Linked DNA regions of Homo sapiens: all the other regions are linked to region 2. The links are chromatin loops, found by intact Hi-C in ENCODE. Cell type or tissue: A673. All regions are shown on one strand.

The links. Peaks named below come from ENCODE experiments on the same cell type or tissue, not always from the same donor. Only the 100,000 strongest peaks of a DNase experiment are listed, where the experiment ranks them.
Region 1: it touches region 2 in a loop (4-fold over the local background); 13 of 110 quality-filtered maps call a loop at or near these places.
Region 3: it touches region 2 in a loop (5-fold over the local background); 13 of 110 quality-filtered maps call a loop at or near these places.

The regions. Positions count from the first base shown.
Region 1 is chr20:43,388,019-43,392,018 of GRCh38, forward strand. No RefSeq gene overlaps it. Among named protein-coding and RNA genes, the nearest start is that of SRSF6, 68 kb to the right of the region's middle. In A673, CTCF peaks have their summits at 2,470 and 2,672; DNase peaks (open chromatin) are centred at 903 and 1,323; H3K27ac peaks cover 1,185 bases.
Region 2 is chr20:43,190,162-43,194,161 of GRCh38, forward strand. It overlaps PTPRT-DT (PTPRT divergent transcript), which reads left to right. Exons shown (of 3, transcript NR_186414.1): 1 at 1-89. Among named protein-coding and RNA genes, the nearest start is that of PTPRT-DT, 2.1 kb to the left of the region's middle. In A673, CTCF peaks have their summits at 2,007 (motif pointing left) and 2,206; no DNase peak of the experiment used is centred here; H3K27me3 peaks cover 2,897 bases.
Region 3 is chr20:43,407,907-43,411,906 of GRCh38, forward strand. No RefSeq gene overlaps it. Among named protein-coding and RNA genes, the nearest start is that of SRSF6, 48 kb to the right of the region's middle. In A673, a CTCF peak has its summit at 1,601 (motif pointing left); a DNase peak (open chromatin) is centred at 1,555; H3K27me3 peaks cover 876 bases.

The sequences.
Region 1 (4,000 bases), 200 kb after region 2:
CTAAGCAAGAAAGTGGAGATCTAAGACAAAAGAAAACTCTGGGCCGGGCCCAGTGGCTCATGGCTTTGGAAGGCCGAGATGGGTGGATCACCAGCGATCAGGAGTTCAAAATCAGCCTGGCCAACATGGTGAAACCCCGTCTCTACTAAAAACACAAAATTAGCCAGGCCTGGTAGTGTGTGCCTGTAATCCCAGCTACTTGGGAGGCTGAGACAGGAGAATCCCTTGAACCCGGGAGGTGGAGGTTGCAGTAAACTGAGATTGCGTCACTGCACTCCCGCCTGGGCAACAGAGGGAGACTCAATCTCAAAAAAAAAAAAAAGAAAAAACAAAAAAAAGTCTGGACAGAGAAGAAGTTAGAACCTTCCATCTGCCTCTCCTCTGTTCCCTCTGCAATGTGTATGTCTGGCTTTCGTCTTCTCTCCCCTCCCCAACCTGGAATCTATTTTCTTCTCAGTCTGAATCTTTCTTCCTCTTCCCCCTCAAGAGCTCCCCACCCACCCCTCCTGTCCCGATTTTCTCACCCCTCAAGAGCCCATAACATGAAAGTGAAGTATCTTGCTTAATATTTGTTTACTTAGGAACAGTGAGTTTTATGTACACTGTTCTTAATTAAATTCTCAGCAAGTTTCTATTTGTGGATGGAGAGGCATTCTGCCCAAGGAGGGGGGCCTTACAATCTTGGCACCTTGTTACTGATTCACCCCCCAGCACTTGGAAGGAACACTTGGGATTCAGTCTTTCATTTGGGGCCCATGAAGCTACTCGTGTTCTCAGCAACACTGATTATTGGCAATTTCCCTCTGTGAGGGAAGTAGATTTCCTTCCAGACATCCTGTAGTGGTGTTTCCGAAGGAGTAGTGACTCGCTGCTTCATCTGCGTGGGCGGCCCGATAGATAAATGCTCATGCAACGCGCCAGGCGGGGGATCTACAAGGAAGCACTTGGTCTCCACCCAAATCACAGTCTGGAGTTCTCGCTCCCCGCTGTCATTTCTGGGAGTCCTCTCTAAAGGGCTGCATCAAGAAAGCAAGCTTCTCACTGTCTTCCGGACCCTTGACTTTCCTCAAGACCACCCGGATGTCACCTCCTCCGAGGAGTCTTCCCTGACTACCTTGAGCCAGCAGCCACCCTCTGCTTTGTGCTCCCTGAATTGGGGTCCACCTGCTTGGACAGCAGGCCCAGATTGTGTGTCTGCTCACCAGGCTGTGGGCTCACAGAGGACAGAGTCTCCATCTTGGTCGCTTGTCTCCCTGAAAGTTTAGCATAGAGTATAAGCTTAGTAAATGTTTGTTGAATAAATGAATATATGAATGAAGGGATTGAATGAGTGCCAGGAGGACTTACTGGAGCCTTGGACGGGCTTGTAGGAACTCTTGGGCTGACAGCTAGCCAGAAACGTAAGGAGCCCAGAGTCCAGGAAGCCTGGTGTTTTTCACCCCGGGCTGGGGGCGGGGCCAGAGGAGGCCTAAGGGACTGAATTTCTCCCAGATAGAGCCAGGAATCTTCACTCCTGTTGATCTTACATACTGGGCTTCTAGAAATGGAGTTCCACTCCTTTAAAAAGTTACAAAACCGGCCATGTGTGGTGGCTCATGCCTGTAATCCCAGCAGTTCAGGAGGCCGAGGTGGGTGGGTCACTTGAGACCAGAAGTTTGAGACCAGCCTGGCCAACATGATGAAACCCTGTCTCTACTAAAAATGCAAAAATTAGCCAGGTGTGGTGGTGCATGCCTGTAATCCCAGGTACTCAGGAGGCTGAAGTAGGAGAATCGCTTGAACCCGGGAGGTGGAGGTTGCAGAGAGACAAGACTGCGCCACCGGACTGCAGCCTGGGTGACAGAGACTCTGTCTCAAAAAGAAAAAAGGTTAGAAAACCATTATTCCACATTCCAGCCTCAGCATGTTTTAGACTGGCATGGCATAGTCAAGGGAGGCTGCTCTGGGACCTGGGCTTACTGACTCCCTGGCCCGGGCTGGCTCAGCTCAAGGCCACAGCCACAGCCACCCACAGGCATGGTTCTGGCTCCTACTGAGGGCCTCACACCTGAAGACTCAGCCAGAGGGGGCACCCGCCCAGCCCTGTAATTGGAGTCTGGGGTCGGGAGATGGGTGTTGGGCAACTGGGCTGCGGGGGACTGAGGCTAACCGCCTCCAGGTGTGGGGGAGGCCAGAGGACATGGAAGGGAGACCGCAAGGTCAGGGTGAAGCTCGGGAGCCTAGGCTGGGTTCATGGGGCCAGGACAAGGTCCCTTCCCCAAGCCTGGACAGGTGCATCACAGGCAGCCACAGCCCTGAAAGATGAGGGTTAGGAGAGCCTGGAGCACGAGCTGAAACGGGTGAATCTGCGCTGGACCTCAGGTCTCCCTCCCCGCACCCTGCGTTGTAGGGAAGAGCAGGAACCCTGGCGGCCTCTGAGGCGGGGGCGGTGGGGGGCGCTGGGGGCGCGGAGTTGCAGCCGGCAGAGGAGCAGTGGCGCCACCTCCTGACGCCTTCGGGGAACGCAGCTGATGCCAGCCAGCCTCCGGCCTCTGAAGGGGGCATGGGGTGGGGGAGGCCCCGGGCCCAAAAAAGCAGATCAGCTATTTACTTCCCCATGCACAATTTTTTTTATATGTTATTAAGGAAAACTTGAAATATGTACAAAAGTAGAGAGAGCTGTCATAAACTCCCAGATACCCATCGTTCCACTTCACCAATTCGCTCATGGCCAATCCGACTTCCTCTCTAACCACCCTGCACTTTCTCCTCCCCGATGTATTTCAAATCAGATTAAATCCTGGGCATTATATCATTTCACTCCTAAATGTTTCAATATGTAACATAAGTATTTTTAACAATACAACCACAATACCATATTCCACAAAATAATACTTATTTCTTATCATCAAATAATACAGTCTCATAAATTTTTAAATGTTTTTCTACAGTTTATTAATCATGATCCTCATAAAGTCCACTCACTGCAACTAGCCCACTGTTTTTGAGTGCCTCTTCCTCTGTATGCCTCCCCTCCTTTCTGTCTTTTTTCCTTGCAATTCATTTGTTGAGAAAACCTGGTTGTCTGTCCTGACATGTCCCATAGTCTGGATTTTGTTGTCTGCATCCCTGTCATATAATTTCACGTGTTCCTCAGATTTTCTGAGTTGTAGATTCGGTCCGTTGGAGTTGAATCCGGAGGTTTGTTCAGATTCAGCTTTGGTCTCTTCTTGTGCTGTCAGCTGCCATTGGCAATCATTACCTGCATCCATTATGTCACCGGGGACTGTAAAATGGTGATATTCCAATTCTGTCATTAGCAGTTTGCTTTTTTGCTTTGTTTTGTCTTGTTTTTTGTTTTTTTGAGACAGTCTTGCTCTGTCACCCAGGCTGGAGCGTGGTGGTGCGATCTCGGCTCACAGCAACCTCAGCCTCCTGGGTTCAAGCAATTCTCCTGCCTCAGCCTCCTGAGTAGCTGGGACTACAGGCATGTGCCACCAAGCCCGGCTAATTTTTCTGTTTTTAATAGAGACAGGGTTGCACCGTGTTGGCCAGGCTGGACTTGAATGCCTGATCTCAGGTGATCTGCCCGCCTCAACTTCCCAAAGTGCTGGGATTACAGGCATGAGCCACCACACCCAGCCAGCTGTTTGCTTTTAAATCAGAGGTTCATTATGATATAGGCACAACATAACAGTATTCATAACAAGGATAAATAGGTTATTGCCATCAAGCAAAAGATAGGGAGTCTAAGATTTGATGAACAATGTAAGATCCAGTACTGTGCTATTTACGAGCAAGCACTTAAACAAAAGGATACAGGGAGATTGAAGACAGAAGGATTAAAAAGGATATAGCAGACAAATATGAACCAAAAGAAAGCTAAGGTGATCATCCTAATACCTGACAAATATAAGTTAATGCAAACAATAATGTCATAAGAAGAATTACAGATTTTCAAATAGCCACCCATGAGCATATAATTTCACGAAAAACTGTAGCTTCAAAATACATAAGATAT
Region 2 (4,000 bases):
CCCCGCACCCACACGCCGGGCAGGGTCCTCGCCTCTTCGCCCCGCGCCGCGCCGCGCAGCCAAGCATCGTCTGCCCTGTGGGGGCGCAGGTACGGGGGCGGTGCGGGGAGGAGGAAGCTGCAGCAGCCGTTTGAACTCGGGGTGGGGAACAGGTGAATGGGGGTTCGGTGGCGAGAAGAGGGAGGGAGGGAGCAGCCCTCGCAACTCAAGATAAGGGGCCAGGTGAATTGCGAAAGCGGGTGGGGGCGTCTGCCCAAAGCTGGGGCAGGCGGCTGCTGGCCAGGGTCTCGGGCACACCCTGAGATGAGAATTTCATCTAAGAGCGCGCGCGCGCACACACACACAACCCACTCACACTCTTCTGGGCGCATCGCTGACCGCGCCACAATCGTCGTCCCCCTCAATTAGCCGCCCACCCCACCTTCTTCTTCACCCACATCTCTCTCTTGTCCCCACCACCACGCGGAAGGGGGCGCAGAAGGGGCATGAGGCATCCCCCCACCCCCTACAATTTTTCCCTGGCAGCCTTCCCTTTCCTTTTCTAGGGAGACAGAACCTTGTAGCTTTTTCCCTTTTCTTCTCGGTCTTAACAAAGACCTGGTTGGGGCTGAAAGCCTAAAACCATAGATCAGGGTTGGAGCTGTCCCTGGCAGCCCACGGCCCACAGCCTGGCTCTCTGCTGTCCTGGGAGGCAGCTGGTACCTGAGTCTTGGCTGGGGGTCTGAGATGTAAAAGCCAGGGGCAGGGATACCCAGAAATGCTTAAGGGATTCACACTTTGTGAACACTTTGCTACCTGGCCAAAGCCCTCCTTCTTCTGTGTCAGCACAGCCCCCCACCCCCATCCTTGTTGGGGTACCAGGGACTGGACTGGGGAGACTGTAAGTGAATTGTGAAAATCAAGCATGGCAGGGTTTCCAAAAGTGGGGAGCCCCAGGCTCTGGACCCAAGTTGGCATGGCAGAGAACACAGGGCGTCACTCTGTCAGTCCCCAGTTCCCAGTCCCCACTAGGTAAAGTGGCCCAGTTCCCTGGCATGGAAGCCCAATTTACAATCCCAGGCAAATTCTTCCACCCCTCTCCGGACCCCGACTCCCACCACCACCACCATGACCGTGACCACTTTCAAAAGCTGACGTGCTTGGACTAGCCTGTTGGACCAGCCAGTGCCTCCCACACTTGCCTGGTCAAAGAACTACCAGGAAGATTTCTCCAAGTCCTGCTTCCCAGACCCCTGCTGGGGAGAGTGGAATTTGGCAGGCCTGTCGGGGGTGGCCTGGGAGTTGAACCTTTTACAAGCTGCTTTGGAGATTAATAATTCTACCAATATTTATGGTGCATTTAATTGTGTGCCTTACTCTGTGCTGTTCTCTGGGGATACCACAATGCTATAGCCCTTAGGGACAATTGGAATGGAAAGATCCCTTCTGCTCAGAGCTGAGCTTCCAGCTGTTTGCTCCATCACTCACTCATTCTAACCCTGCCTTGGGCAGATGAGCAGTTAGGAAGTGTGCGAGGAGAGGCCTGACCCAAGACCACCACAAGCGACCCCAGTCATGGCAGATCCCAGGGGATGACCCGGGTGGGGAGATTTCTAAGCCACTAAAGAGCTTGGTGTCACACTTGTAACTTGTTGCCACTTTCTTGGGCTCCTGCCAATTCATCCCCTCTCTCAAGCTTTCTGGAAAACTATAAAATAGCAGTTCTCACAGCATCCTCAGAGCAACGCCCTTTGGCACCCCCCTGCACTCCTGCTTTAGGGATGTGATATCACTGCAGACAAATCCCCCAGGTCTGAATGGGGTTCATGTGGCCCCGAGGGGAAAAAAAAAATTCAGTAGTCACTGAGCTGGTGGAGTGGGACCTGATCCTGCACCAGGACTTACCTGCCCAGGTGCACCGTGGTCATGAACCGTGACCCTCTGTGCTTTCTAAACCTCCCTCTACTCCGAGAAACTGCCCCCTCTCCTTCAGTAGCACGTGCTGCCACCTGCTGCCCGGCCAGGCTCTGGCACCCACAGCACTGCCACGCTTTTGCACCGGCCAGTCCCTCTGCCTGGAAGCCCTGCACTGTATCATCTCCCTGGGAAACTCACACTAGCCCTTAGGGCTTCCCTTTGGAACTTTGGCCAGCGGGCCCTTCCTGCTCAAGGCATGTTCCCCAGCGCAGGTCACTGTGGTGGTGCTTTTTACATTGTGGAAATGTTGTCTCCTCTTCATGTGTTCTACAAGACTTGAGTTGCCAAAGGGAACCTGGACACTTACCACAGGGCTGCTAGGAGATGGGGGTGTGGGGGTGGAGAGAGAGGGCTGGCACAGGGCTGAAGATGCCTTACACAAAGCTTCCAGCTAGCTGGCTTCTCAGGGGAGGGAACTAATGGAAAGTTACAGCATCATCTCCCACCCTCCTGCACAGGGAGCCCTCTTTCCCCTCTGACCCCATCAGCCCAGGGAGCTGGGACATGACCAAGATTTGCTTGGCTAGGGGCTGGGCCCAGCATTGCATCAGTGCTGAAGGAAGGAGGCAGGGTGAGCTTTGTAAGAGATGGCATTCTGCCCTACAAACTCTTTTAGTTATGCTCAGACAGCAGGCCTCTTATCTTTGGACTGTGTCCTTAACCCCATGAAACCTTTGGCGAGACCTCTCCGTGTGTCAGTTTCCATATCTGCCCAGTGGCTTCCCTTTCAGTTGTGTCAGGGACCAAGACAGGAGTGTCCAGACATTTCAGCTACAGATCTCTCTGTCGAGCAGTTTTAGGGGAAACCTGAAACTTGGGGCATCCTTTCAACAAGTGTGCTGGCCTTTTGATGTGTGTCAGGGATCTTAGGGCTGTGGGTTTGCAGCCTAAACAACAGACATGGTAACTGCCATCATGTAGCTTACAATCTGGTGGAGGAGACTGGACAAAGAGAAAGGGGTAACAACCCCAGAGCTGGTCCCCATCTCCCCAGCCCTGCCTCGCCCCCAGCGGTCAGCCCTCCAGTGGGGAGCAGAGCACCAGGGGGAAGACATCTGCTGGGGCCACGTGCCTTACTAATTAGATTTCCAAACCATGTATCTAGTAGAGTGTATTCTATGTTTAAAGTATCAAATAAAGTCCAGTGAGGAAAGTCTAGTGATGTAGCTATTGTTTGATCCCCATCTTACACATGAGGACACTGAAGCTCAAGAAGGGCAAAGACTCTCCATGTAGGAAGGGCGGGAAGGTTCACTTCCTGTGTTGGGGGTGGCTGCTCCATTGGAGCCTGTCTTCTTGCTGTGGCACAGATAGCCACTAGTCATTTAAAGTTCAAATTTAGCATTTCAGTGCTTGGCCACACCGCATTTCAAGTACTCAGTAGCCACAGGTGGCCAGTGGCTGCTGTATCAGACAGTGCAGATACAGAACATTTCCAACATCATGGAGAATTCTATTAGTGCTGCTCTAAAACAGAGGTCACCAAACCTCTACCACATCTGGCCCACTGCCTGTTTTTATAAATAAAGTTTTATTGTGCCACATCCATGCTTATTCATTTACATACTGCCTATGTCTGCTTTTTGCAGAAAGTTCTACTGGACAGCACTGCTCTAGAGCAGAGGTTAGCAAACTCCACCCATGGGCCAAATCTGGACCACTGCCTATTTTTATAAAGTTTTATCGAAACACAAACCCCTGTATTCATTTACATATTGCCTACGGCCGCTCTCTGAAATATAGCAGCAGAGGTGAGTGATTGTGACAAAGATAGTCTGGCCCACAAAGCTTAAAATATTTACTGTCTTGCCCTTCATAGAAAGTTTGCCAACCCTTTCTTTAGAGGAAGTCTTACAGCACAATTTGACAATTATTGATCTAAAACTCATTCTCAAAGTGTGGTTTCTGAACCAATAGCATCAGCCTCACCTGGGAACGTGTTAGAAATACAAGTTCTTGGGTCCCACCCCAGGCCTGCTGAATCAGAAACGCTGGAGGTGGGGCCTGGGCTCTCATTTCACCAGCCTTCCAGGTGATTCTCATG
Region 3 (4,000 bases), 220 kb after region 2:
ATGATTGTAAGTTTCCTGAGGCCTCTCCAGCCATGCTTCCTGTGCAGCCTGCAGAACTGTGAGCCAATTAAATCTGTTTTCTTTATAAATTACCCAGTGTCCAGTAGTTCTTTATAGCAGTGTTACAACGACTAATTTAGTGAATATAAAATATTACATTCTCCTTAATTTCTAAATGCTTCTAACTCTTTAAAGTAAAAATTATAACATTGTATTGTGGGAGTTTTAATGTTTTTATACATTATATATGAAAATACAGCATAAAGGTTGGGGGTAAACTGATGTGTATAGTTGTAAGGCTCTTAAATTTTGTGTGAAGTGGTAAAATATTTATATCTACGTAGAATGTAGACTCTAAGCTAAGAATGAATATTGTAATCACTAAGCAACCACTTTAAAACATAGAAAGAGGTGTAGCTAGAATGCCAATTAACAAATTAAAATGGAGTTCCAAAAATTTATTTTAACCCATAAGAAGGCCAAAAAGGATGAAGAGAGGAAAAATGTATATACAAAACAAACAAGTAATAAAATGGTAGATCTATATCAAATTATGTCCATAATTACATTATCTGTAAATGGACTAAACACTCCAGCGAAAAAGCAGAGAAGGCAGGATTAAAAAACAATAACAAGGAGAATCTATATCCAACTACAAGAGATACACTTTAAATGTTACAATACAGATAGCTGAAAGGAAAGAGATGAGAAAAGATACATTATACAGCATCCAATCAGGGCATAAGAAAGCTAGAATAAGGGCTAGGTTAATTTCAAATGGAGTAGACTTTAAGACAGAGATAAAAAGGGACATTTCATGGTGGTAAAATGGTCCATTTTCATCAAGAGAACAAAAATCAGAATTGCATCTAACGATAGAGCTTAAAAATGCATGAAACAAAAATTGACAAAACCTGGACTCCCAGTTACAAAATCGCAGTGCAGAAGCAAGCTGGTTTCACTCCCCACCCCCCACAGAAAACCAAAAACAAATATATAGCACCAAGATTATCACCAGCAATATACCATAACTCAAATATGAGGATGAGACAGTTCCTGGGACTACAGAGAAGTGAAAAAACTCTGAGCCGACAGTCAGAGGATCAGACTTCCATATCCATAATGCTCTGCCCTCCGATCTGCCCAGCACCAAACACATGGAAATCTTCCCCCTGACTCACAGCTTCTACACTGGAAACACTAAGATTGAGGCGTTTGATCTATTTCCCCACCATCCTGCGTTCTTTGGCAGGAGACCTGCCTCTGCCCCAAGTCACAGGAAGCATTGAGAGTGCCTAGAAAGAGAAATGCCCCTAAGGACAGTCAGAGACAAATGGCAAAGGTGGGACTTACTATCCCCAGCTTAGAAAACTCTGCTCTGGACGTTGGCCAAAGGAGATACCAAATCAGAGTGGCTGTTCATCATCACCACACGGGAGGAGGTTCGTTTCACAGGTTCCCTGTTCGCAAACCCCTGGAAAGCTTCCCACGCTGCCAGGCTATCCCTTTTGGAGCCTCACCCGTTTGGGAACAGGCAGCAATCTGATTTACTACAACTGAGGCAAACTTGAGCTTAAGGCGCCATCTAGTGCCAAAAAGGAGGCAGTGATCTAGAGGGAAAAACAAAAGAAACATAATTAACAGGTAAATTACAAAGACTCTCTAAGCAAACATATCCCCCAAAAAACCAAAACAAGCCAGACAGGGAAGTCTGGAATAAATAACTAATCCTTTAATGCAGAGAAATAGACATCCATGCACAAGAAACAACAGCAAACAGGCAGCTGCGTGTGGTGGAGCACACATGCAGTCCCAGCTACTCAGGAGCCTGAGCCTGAGACCAGGAGTTCAAGGCCACCTTGAACTAAGAATACATTACTGCACTCCAGCCTGGGTGACAGAACAAGACCCTCTGTCTCAAAAAAAAAAAAAAATCTCTCCTCGCCAAAAAAAAAAAAAAAAAAAAAACCCAGGACTAGATGGATTCACAGCCCAATTCCACCAGATGTGCAAAGAAGAACTAGTACCAATCCTACTGAAGCTACTCCAAAAAACGGAAGGGGGGAATACACCCTAACTCATTCTACAAAGTTATTGTCACCCTGATACCAAAGCCAGGCAAGGACACAACAACAACAAAAAAGAAAACTACAGATCAATATCCCTGATGGACATAGACACAAAATTCCTTCACAAAATATTAGCAAACCAAATTCAACAGCACATCAAAAAGATAATGCACCAAGAGCAAGTGGGTTTTATTGCAGGAATGCGAAGATGGTTCAACATATGCAAATCAATAAATGTGACTAACCACATAAACAGGATTAAAAACAAAAACCAGATTATTATGTCAATAAATACAGAAAAAGTATTTGATAAGAGTCATCAGTCCTTCATGATAAAAACCCTCAACAAACTAGACATAGAAGAAACATACCTCAAAATAATAAAAGCCATGTAAAACAAACCCACAGCCAACATTATACTGAATGGGGAAATGTTCCCTCTAAGAACTGAAACAAGACAAGGATGCCTACTTTCACACTCTTATTCAACATCTGGATTTCCTAGCCAGAGCAGGCAAGAGAAATAAGAGGCATCAAAACTGGAAAATAGGAAATCAAAGTATCTGTTTGCCAATGATATGATCTTATGCCTAGAAAACCCTAAAGACTCCTCCAAGACATTCCTAGGTTTGATAAATGAATTCAGTGACGTTTTAGGATACAAAAGCAACATATAAAAGCCAGTAGCATTTCTATATACCAATAGTGATCAAGCAGAGAACAAAATCAAGAAGTCAATCCCATTTACAATAACTAGAAAACAATACTAAGGAATATTTTACTAAAGAGGTGAAATATCTCTATCTCTATTAAAAAACTATAAAACACTGATGAAAGAAATTATAGATGACACAAGCAAATAGAAAAAATAGCCCATGCTCATGGATTGGAAGAATCAGTATCATTAAAATTACCATACTGCTCGAAGCAATCAACAGACTTAATGCAATTCCTATCAAAATACCAAGGTCATTTTTCACAGAATTAGAATAAACAATGTTAAAATTCATATGAACCCAAAAAAGAGTCCAAATAGCCAAAGCAATCCTAAGCAACAAATAACACTGTCTGACTTTAAATTATACAACCAGGCTACAGCAACCAAAACAGCATGGTACTGGCATAAAAATAGATACATAGACCAGTGGAACAGAAAAGAGAACCCAGAAATAAAGCCACATACCTAATGATAATTGATCTTCAACAGAGTCAACAAAAACGTACACTGAGGAAAGGACACCTTATTCCGAAAATGGTGCTGGAAAAATTAGATAGCCATAAGCAGGAGAATGAAATTGGTCCCATATCTCTCACCATAGACAAAAATTAACTCAAGACAGATTAAAGGCTTAAATGTAAGACCCGAAACTATAAAAATTCTAGAAGGAAACCTAGAAAAAAATTATTCTGGATATTGGCCTAGGCAAAGAATTTATAACCAAGACCTCAAAAGCATATGCGACAGAAACAAAAATAGACAAATGGAATTATATCAAGCTAAAAATATTCTGCACATCAAAAGAAACAATCAACAGAGGCTGGGCACATTGGCTCACACCTGTAATCCCAGCACTTTGGGAGGCTGAGGTGGACAGATCATGAGGTCAGGAGTTCCAGACCAGCCTGGCCAACATAGTGAAACCCCGTCTCTACTAAAAATACAAAAATTAGCAGGGTGTGGTGGCATGCACCTGTAGTCCCAGCTACTCAGGAGGCTGAGGCAGGAGAATTGCTTGAACCCGGGAGGCAGAGGTTGCAGTGAGCCGAGACCATGCCATTGCACTCTAGCCTGGGTGACAAAGAGAGACTCTGTCTCAAATAAAAAATTTTAAAAAAAAGAAAAGAAAAAGAAACAACCAACAGAATGGTCAAACTATGGAATGGGAGAAGTTATTTGCAAACTATGCATCCAACAAAGGACTAATATCCAG